Regions from separate parts of the Homo sapiens genome. Here all the other regions are linked to region 2. A link is a contact called in ENCODE Hi-C or POLR2A ChIA-PET data. All regions are on one chromosome and are shown on one strand. Each heading gives the region's core, a stretch centred on a gene start or an enhancer-like site at or near the end of the contact. The rest is flanking DNA. Distances are from core to core; before and after follow the strand shown.

Region 1 (2,700 bases), core at 51-2,550, 210 kb before region 2:
CATTCTTTTAAAAATACCTTTTAAATTAATTCAGCAAGGTTCTTAAACACAGCAAATTGACAAATATCAACTGAGTGTCTGTTCTGTGCAAATCACTCTGTAACAGCTTGCTGGCTTTACATTCTCGAGGGCTCCCTGCCTCCAGAGCACCCTGGTTTTCGGCCCTGCACGCATCTTTTCTCTGCACCTTGGCTGGTTGGAGCAGTTTCAGTAGACAGGTCCTGATTGACCCAACATTTCAGAGAACATGCACAGAGCATAGTCCTCCTTCTAAATCAGGGATTCTCAAATTTCAGTGAGCAGAACTCCCCTGGGTGCTTGTTTACACGTAGATTCCTGGGTCCCACCCCAGAGATCAGTTTCGTCTGTCCAAATTGGAGCCTGAAAATCTGTATTATTAACCTAGGCCCCAGTGGTTCTGATGCTGGAGGTCCAGAGTTGTGCAGTTGTAAGGTGACAGCCCAGACCACAGAGATACTTATCTGAACTCTTTCCCCAGTCCTGTCCAGGAGCCGTTGGGGAGGACATCTCTCCTCTGGGGACCCCATCAAAATGGCGACATCATGATCTCCCTGTCAGTTTCCCTAAAGTACAGTCACAGGCGACAACACTGGCCCAGCAGCTATTGTGCCAAGTCATCCGTGTGATGGTGCGGGGCCTCGGGAGAGAGGACCACCAGCCCCTTCCCCTGTCCCTCACCCGCTGTCTCCAGGGGCCCTTTCAGGGGTGAAACCCAGTCCCATCTCCCTCGCAGCTGCTAGTCTGTCCTCTTCCAAGAGGCCATCGGCGCCCGCCACGGTTCACCCTAAACAGGGGTTTCTGCTCCCCAGGTCCGCCTCGGAACCCCTGCAACCCTCATTGAGAACGCCAGTGTTTAACAGCGAGTCGTTTCCATAGCAACCGACAGGGTGTCACAGACACAGGATTATGACTTCACGGCGTGGGGATTCCGGAGAAGGGGGTGGGGCGGCGCCCCCCCTCGCTTCCCCGCCCCCCGGCAAGCCCCGCTCCTCACCCAAGCCGCGGGGGAGGAGCCCTCTTCTTTCCCGCCCGGCCCCGGCCCCCAGCAGGACCCCTCCCGCTCAGCTGCTACAGTGGGCACGAAGAGGGGCATGGCTTTCGGCCGCGCTCCCCAGCCTCGCGGGGGGCAGACGACGGCGGGCGGGGCGCGCAGAGTACACTCGACCCCCGGCGGCCGGGAGCGATCACGCGCACGCCGCGCGGGCCCGGGGGCGGGGGCGGGGCGCGCGGTCCCCGCCAGGGCCCAAGTCCCACCTTCGGGGGCGGTGCCTGGCCCGGGGAGTGTCAGGAAGAGGAAGAGCGCGGCCGGCGGCGCTGCGCTGAGAGCAGGGGCCCGGCCAAGGCGAGTGCCGCGCGGGCCACCATGGCCACGGACGAGCTGGCCACCAAGCTGAGCCGGCGGCTGCAGATGGAGGGCGAGGGCGGCGGCGAGACCCCGGAGCAGCCCGGGCTGAACGGGGCAGCGGCGGCGGCGGCGGGGGCACCCGACGAGGCGGCCGAGGCGCTGGGCAGCGCGGACTGCGAGCTGAGCGCCAAGCTGCTGCGGCGCGCAGACCTCAACCAGGGCATCGGCGAGCCCCAGTCGCCCAGCCGCCGCGTCTTCAACCCCTACACCGAGTTCAAGGAGTTCTCCAGGAAGCAGATCAAGGACATGGAGAAGATGTTCAAGCAGTAAGTGCCCGCGCGACCCGGCCCCCCGCCCGCCCCGCGACCCGGTCTCGGGCCCCGAACCCCCCGATCCCCGGATCCCGCTCCGCCCCGGGAGCCTGCCGTCAGCCAAGCTTCCCCGAACCCAGACGCACCGGGGTTGGGGACCCGGCGGCCCCTTCCAGATCGAGACCCGGCATCTCACCGCGCACGTTAGTCTGGGGGACCCCCGGCCCCTGGCACGCGGCGGAGACTCGTATTTGTGCTGCCTCCGGTACACCATAGACGCGTCCACAGAGTGGGGGACCCCAGGCTTCCTTCCAGATAATCGCCAGGCCCCGCGAGCCCCACCCCCACCACCACACGTGTGGGTCCCGGGCCCTCCGCGCTGTTAGTGGGGCTTCTCCACCACCCCACACCGCACACACCGAGGCTGAGGACCCAGCGGCCTTCCTTCCCCGATCCCAGCTACTCGCGTTCCCCACCCCCACCCCAACACACGCTGGCCAAAGATACCCACCCCAGTGCCCCTCGACACCACATGCCAACCACATTCCCTCCCTTAAGGTCTTTTCGTTTCCTCTGCGATCTCAGGTCTCCCTCAAGGTGGGTTCTGGGCAGGGATCCCCCCAACTTCCTCTCCAGTTACTTAGCGTCTACCAGCAAACTGGGGGCAAAGACTTGCCCTTTCCATCCCCACCCACTCATTAGCCAGGACCCAAATCCTTCACTCACAAGTGGTCTCCTTAGGAAGGGACCCCTCGGCCCCTGTTGCCCCTCTGGTGTAAACCTCACTCCAGTCGTCCCTGTGGGCCGAGTCCCCTCCGGGTTTGGAAGGCCTCCCTCCCGCTCCTGCCCGCCCCACCCCCGTGCACCCAGCAGCTTGCAGTCACCGCTCCCCTGCTTCTGTCGCAAGGCCCCCCATCTCTCCTCCCCACTCCGTATATCCCCTTCCCTCCCCACAGGGACCCCCCATGTCCCACACCCACCCTGGTCAAAAGGGGCCCCTTCCTATGTGACTTGCCCTGTTAC
Region 2 (2,700 bases), core at 9-2,508:
AGTGACCCTCCTGCCTCAGCCTCCCGAGTAGCTGGGACTATAGGTGTCCGCCACCATGCCCGGCTAATTTTTGTATTTTTAGTAGAGACGGGGTTTCACCATATTGGCCAAGCTGGTCTCGAACTCCTGACCTTGTGATCCGCCCGCCTTGGCCTCCCAAAGTGCTGGGATTACAGGCGTGAGCCACCGCGCCCAGCTCCTCTAATTTCTCTTTGTAAAAGCCTTCAGCTGCTAATTCTCCCTTTCCTGCCACCAACAGCCTACTTACTACCTACTTACCTGCACCCACAGCCATCTTATTTGCTCCTTCTCTCCTGTTAAAATGGAAAAGGGCTCCCTACCATGGAGGGGGAGTGGGAGTAAATGGAAAGATGCTAATCTGGCATCCATTACAAGTTCATCTTTCAGTTTTGGTTTTCTTACTCATCCGCACCTTAGTTCTGGGCCTCTACCACTCATCAGCTGTGTGCCTTAAAAACAGGCCATTAAAGTAGCAAATATTTATTGAGTAGATTCTAAGCTGTGCCCAAAAAGGCACTGCGCTAGGTGGTAGGAGTTGCTAGGGCTAGGAAACAGACACAGTCCAAGTAGAGAGAAAATTATTTACAAGACAGGGGAATGGAGCCTTGGAGGAACTGACCTATGTGGCTGGGAGGGCAGAGAATGTGGGAAGAGCTCGGAAGAAGGGGCTGGGGAGGTAGGCGTGGGCCACAGCCAACTGGCTTCTGTAGACTAGGGAGGGTAATGATTTTGGTTTCAATCCTAAATCACTAAGACAGGAAGTGAATTACTCTGTCGGAGCCTCAATTTCTACCTCGAAAAATATGTTTTATTACTAACTCCTGTACTAGATTGAGAGTTACGGAGAAGGATTTATCCTTTTATTCATTTCTGCATCGCCAGCGCCCGACACATGGTAGGCGCTTAATCAATGCCTGTTCGGTGAATAAATAAGACCGGGGACTCCTCCACAGACTTCTGTCATTAAGTCAACCAGTCAGCAGAGATTTCCTTCTCCGCGTTCCTTTCCTTCCCTCCCCTTTTCTTGCCCTTCCTCCCTCTCCTCTTCCACGCCCCCTTCCCACTCCTCCCCCTCCTATCCTCTCCTGGCTTCCTCCTCCTCTTCCCGGCCCCGCCCCCCGCTGCGTTGCGAAGGCGGGGAAGGCGAGGCGGGCTTTACGGCAGCCGCGTTGCGGCGGGGCGGGGCGCCGGGCGGCCGGCGCGCTTGGCGGCAGCCGTGGGAGGCAGGCCGGCAGGCAGACGGACTCGCAGGCGTGTGGCGGCGGCCGTGCTTGCTAGTGAGGGCGGGAGGGAGTGACTCACTGAGCGTGTGTGAGGGAGGGAGCGAGCGAGCGAACGAGCAGCCGGCGCCGTCCTCCCGCAGCACCAGCCAGGCCACGCCGCCGCCTCTTCCCCTGCGCCCCGCGCCCAGGCCGGGCCGAGCCGAGCCGAGCCGGGTCGGGCCCGGGCCATGCTGCTCACCGTGTACTGTGTGCGGAGGGACCTCTCCGAGGTGACCTTTTCCCTCCAGGTCGACGCCGACTTCGAGCTGCACAACTTCCGCGCGCTGTGCGAGCTCGAGTCTGGCATCCCCGCAGCCGAGAGCCAGGTACGCCGGGCAGCGAGCCGGGCCTGCCCCGGAGCTAAGCCCTCCCCGCCTCGGGGCCTCACTCCCTCCCTTTGCTACTGGTGAAGAATTGGGGGCTGGGGGGAGCAAGGATAGCCATTCTCAGGTCACCCCCGCATCCGGAAAGGAGCTGGGGAGCTGGCATCAGTAGCTGCCCTCACACACTCCGAGCATGGGGTGGGGTACGAGGAGAGGGAGCGGAGAACCTGACCGCAGACGCACCCACTGCAGCGTGAGGGGCGCGTGGACTGTTGAGCAGCGCTAACCCTCCCCACCTTTGGCTCTTTGGCCCTTCCCTGTTTCTAATCCCGAGTGTAGGATATCGTTGTGGACCTCAGAAGCAGCCCTGGGTTTGCTAGGATTCATACATCCTGCAAACCAGAAATACCAGTTTGGATCACTGTGGTAGATAGATGTTCCTCTGCTTTTTTTTTTTTTTTTTTCTGGAGAGGGTTTCTGCTTAAATATACGCAGTTTACCTTTAAATGCACAGATTTGCACTTCCGGTGAAAGAAAAAGTTTAAGACTTGCACTACCTCATTTTGGGGTCTTTGGAAATGCTCTTTACCCACCACATGCGTTTCTGGTTAAATTCTTTTGAAAAACAGTACCTATTGGTTCAACTCAAGCTGTTTGTTTGTTTCGGTTCTACCCTGGTAGTAAGCCAGAAGGCCCTTTTTCTTTCAGGTCACAGTTCAGAGTTTGGGTCAGTTCAAAGCTCAATGCTTTAAAAGGATATTTGCTTGGAAACGGCCTAGTATCAGTGCTGTTTGGTGGTTTCATTTCCCTACTCAGCTTGCTGGAAAGAAGTTCAGCCTCTCATATTTTAACTAAGCAAAGTAATTCTCAAAATGCTTTGGGGCTGCCCCTAGTCTTTATCAAACAGAATCGGTGACACTAACGCTGTAAACTTTACACTAAAACACTTAGATCATGACTTAATAAATTTAGCCTGGAGGAAATAGTCTAAACATTAAGAAAATTATAGAGGTCTCCCAAGTCTCCATCAAGTAAATCTTGATTTTCTACTGCAGTTATGAAATAGTTTACAAAACGATTGCCCAACTGCAGCT
Region 3 (2,700 bases), core at 151-2,650, 160 kb before region 2:
CTGAGTAGCTGGGACTACAGGCATGCAGCCCCACACGCTACTAATTTTTGTATTTTTAGTAGAGACGGGGTTTCACCATGTTGGCCAGGCTGGTCTTGAACTCCTGGCCTCAGGTGGTCTGCCCGCATCAGCCTCCCAAAGTTCTGGGATTATAGGAGTGAGCCACCGTGCCCGGCCGTAAAGTGCATTTTCATCCACCAGATGAAGCCCTCCTCTGCCAGCGTTCTGCTTCCCCCCATCATTAGAGTGGCCAGATCCTAATTGTGCATGTCGGCCTTGCCTTCTGCTACATGTGCACCTTCCCCGCATTATGCAAATTCTGCTACATGTGCACCTTCCCCACATTATACAAATCCTTACCACAATGTTGTGAAACAATACTGGGCATGGGTTTCTCTCCCTGTTTCACAGATGGGTCTAGAGACTTACATGACTCAGCCAAGGTCACATTGCAACCCCTGGTATGGCCTAGAACAGGCTTTCTCAGTCTCAGCACCATTGACATTTGGGGCAGGGCGAGTCCTATTGCCCAGTGCATTGTCGGGTGTTTAGCAGCGTCTCTGCTCTCTGCTCCCTGCCCACTGGATGCCAATTTACATCAACCCCAGCCATGACAACCAAAATTCTCTCCAGATGTTGTCAAACGTCTCCTGGTGGGCTGAACCAGCCCCATTGAGAAATACTGCCTTAGAATGCTGTGGGCTCAGCATGCCACCTTAATCTTTTCATTGAAAACACAACTCCTGGCCGGGCATGGTGGCTCAGCCTGTAATCCTAGCACTTTGGGAGGCCGAGGCGAGCAGATCACTTGAGGCCAGGAGTTCGACACCAGCCTGGCCAACATGATGAGACCCCCCGTCTCTACTAAAAATACAAAAATTAGCCAGCAATGGTGGCACACACCTGTAATCCCAACTACTAGGGAGGCTGAAGCAGGGGAATTGCTTGAACCCAGGAGGCAGAGGTTGCAGTGAGCTGAGATCACGCCACTTCATTCCAGCCTGGGTGACAGAGCAAGACTCCATCTCAGAAAGAAAAAAGAAAGAAAGAAAGAAAGAAAACACAACTCCTCTCCTCAGTCTTACCCAGGGAGGGGAACAAAAACAAACAAACAAAAAAAAAAACAACTCCGAGCACCAACAATTAGTATTTTTCTTCCTTCCCTAACACACAACATAATCTCTTCAAAACAGATGGAACCCATATTCCAATATCTACCTTTGGCATCTTTTTCAAAGTATTTCTAGGGTGACATTTGGGAGGAAATGGGAAAAAAAAAATATTTGGACACAGCTCTTTTTTCCACTGGGCTTTGAGAAAACCCCATCTTGCGTGCTCTTACTGTATCTCTCACTGATAAGTCCGCTCATAAAACCAGGGCCTTATCCAGGGCCACGCTTACAGAACTCCCACGGACACACCATGATAAGGACGCTGCTGCTGTCCACTTTGGTGGCTGGAGGTAAGTCCTGTTACCCAGAGGCACTGGTTTCCCATGCCCTGGTGGGGCTGGAAATGGGATCTTCCTGTCCTCCCCTCTCGCCCCCACCCAACCCCTACTGCATTCAGACCTATAATCATAAGAACATTGGAATGGAGTTTCAAAGAATTGGAGCAAAGAGCAGGATTCTATGACCTCTTGGGATCCTTCTAGAACAAGGGTTTTCTATTTGGGGGGTCAGAATGCGCAGCAAGTGTAGTTTACATTGTGTGGGTCGCTGCTTCCTGACTCAAGACCCTTTCTCTTTTCACAGCCCTCAGTTGTGGGGACCCCACTTACCCACCTTATGTGACTAGGGTGGTTGGCGGTGAAGAAGCGAGGCCCAACAGCTGGCCCTGGCAGGTGAGTTGACCACACTGTACTTCTCCCCGTCCCTGCCCCACTCCCTTTACATCTCCCCTTTGCCCTTCCACCATGGCGTCTATTGTGCTGGCAAAGTGAGTATTGATGGGACTCAGAGAGCAGCACAGGCAACTTTAGCAATAAGATATATTTCCGGCTGGGCGCAGTGGCTCATGCCTGTTATCCCAGCACTGTGGGAGGCTGTGGTGGGCAGATCACCTGAAGTCAGGAGTTTGAGACCAGCCTGGCCAACATGGTGAAACCTGCCTCTACTAATAATACACAAGTAGCCAGGTGTGGTGGCACACGCCTGTAATCCCAGCAACTGGGGAGGCTTAGGCAGGAGGATCGCTTGAACCCAGGAGGCAGAGGTTGCAGTGAGCTGAAATTGCACCACTGTACTCCAGCCTGGGCAACAAAGCAAGACTCTGTCTCAAAAAAAAAAAAAAAGATACATTTCTGTGGCCTTGGCCAACCTTGGGAGTGGAGGGAGAGGTGCCTCCTCCAGCTGCAGTAAGGAGCTGTCCCCTCCCCACTGCCCATAGGCAGCAAATATAGTATTACTCTATTAACCAATCAGAGGCTTGTTTACAAATGTACCATCAGTCTAGGAACCATTCAAGACTACCTATGCAAACATTCCTTGCTTTAAGGAACCAATCAGTGCTATTTGCGCAGATTAATCTTTAACCACAGGCAAATCAATGTTACCAATGAAAAAAATGTTTTCTTAAGTTGATATAATCATAGTGGTATCAAGACTAAACTGCCAAGTGGGGCACAGGTGTAAATTACTCAGACGTGTTAATGGTGGGGATTTTAAGAGAAATGTGTAAAGTTTACATTGACATAAACAA

What was found. A loop is a pair of places that touch in the nucleus more often than their neighbours do. ChIA-PET counts read pairs that join two places held with the same protein, here RNA polymerase II (POLR2A). Pooled maps may share reads with other maps.
Region 1: a map of naive thymus-derived CD4-positive, alpha-beta T cell shows a loop between it and region 2 (19-fold over the local background). The contact joins the promoter of EFHD2 here to the promoter of DDI2 in region 2. A Hi-C loop is called at or near these places in 1 of 168 maps with a recorded cell type or tissue (naive thymus-derived CD4-positive, alpha-beta T cell), 14 of 37 single-sample maps with no recorded cell type and 14 of 50 pooled maps. POLR2A ChIA-PET finds 5 or more read pairs at or near these places in 2 of 52 experiments (activated B cell and activated CD4-positive, alpha-beta T cell).
Region 3: a loop to region 2 is called in a pooled map, with 5 times the contacts of the local background. The contact joins the promoter of CELA2A here to the promoter of DDI2 in region 2. A Hi-C loop is called at or near these places in 2 of 50 pooled maps. POLR2A ChIA-PET finds 5 or more read pairs at or near these places in 3 of 52 experiments (AG04450, Caco-2 and OCI-LY7).

What each region holds. Positions count from the first base shown.
Region 1 is chr1:15,408,588-15,411,287 of GRCh38, forward strand. EFHD2 (EF-hand domain family member D2) reads left to right here and starts at 1,301. Exons shown (of 4, transcript NM_024329.6): 1 at 1,301-1,692. The coding sequence starts at 1,385. All of the region lies in intron 1 of EFHD2-AS1 (EFHD2 antisense RNA 1), which reads right to left. RefSeq lists a silencer at 949-1,548 and an enhancer at 1,061-1,923.
Region 2 is chr1:15,616,200-15,618,899 of GRCh38, forward strand. DDI2 (DDI proteasomal shuttling factor 2) reads left to right here and starts at 1,259. Exons shown (of 10, transcript NM_032341.5): 1 at 1,259-1,609. The coding sequence starts at 1,472. RefSeq lists a silencer at 1,013-1,582.
Region 3 is chr1:15,455,332-15,458,031 of GRCh38, forward strand. CELA2A (chymotrypsin like elastase 2A) reads left to right here and starts at 1,401. Exons shown (of 8, transcript NM_033440.3): 1 at 1,401-1,462; 2 at 1,755-1,843. The coding sequence starts at 1,423.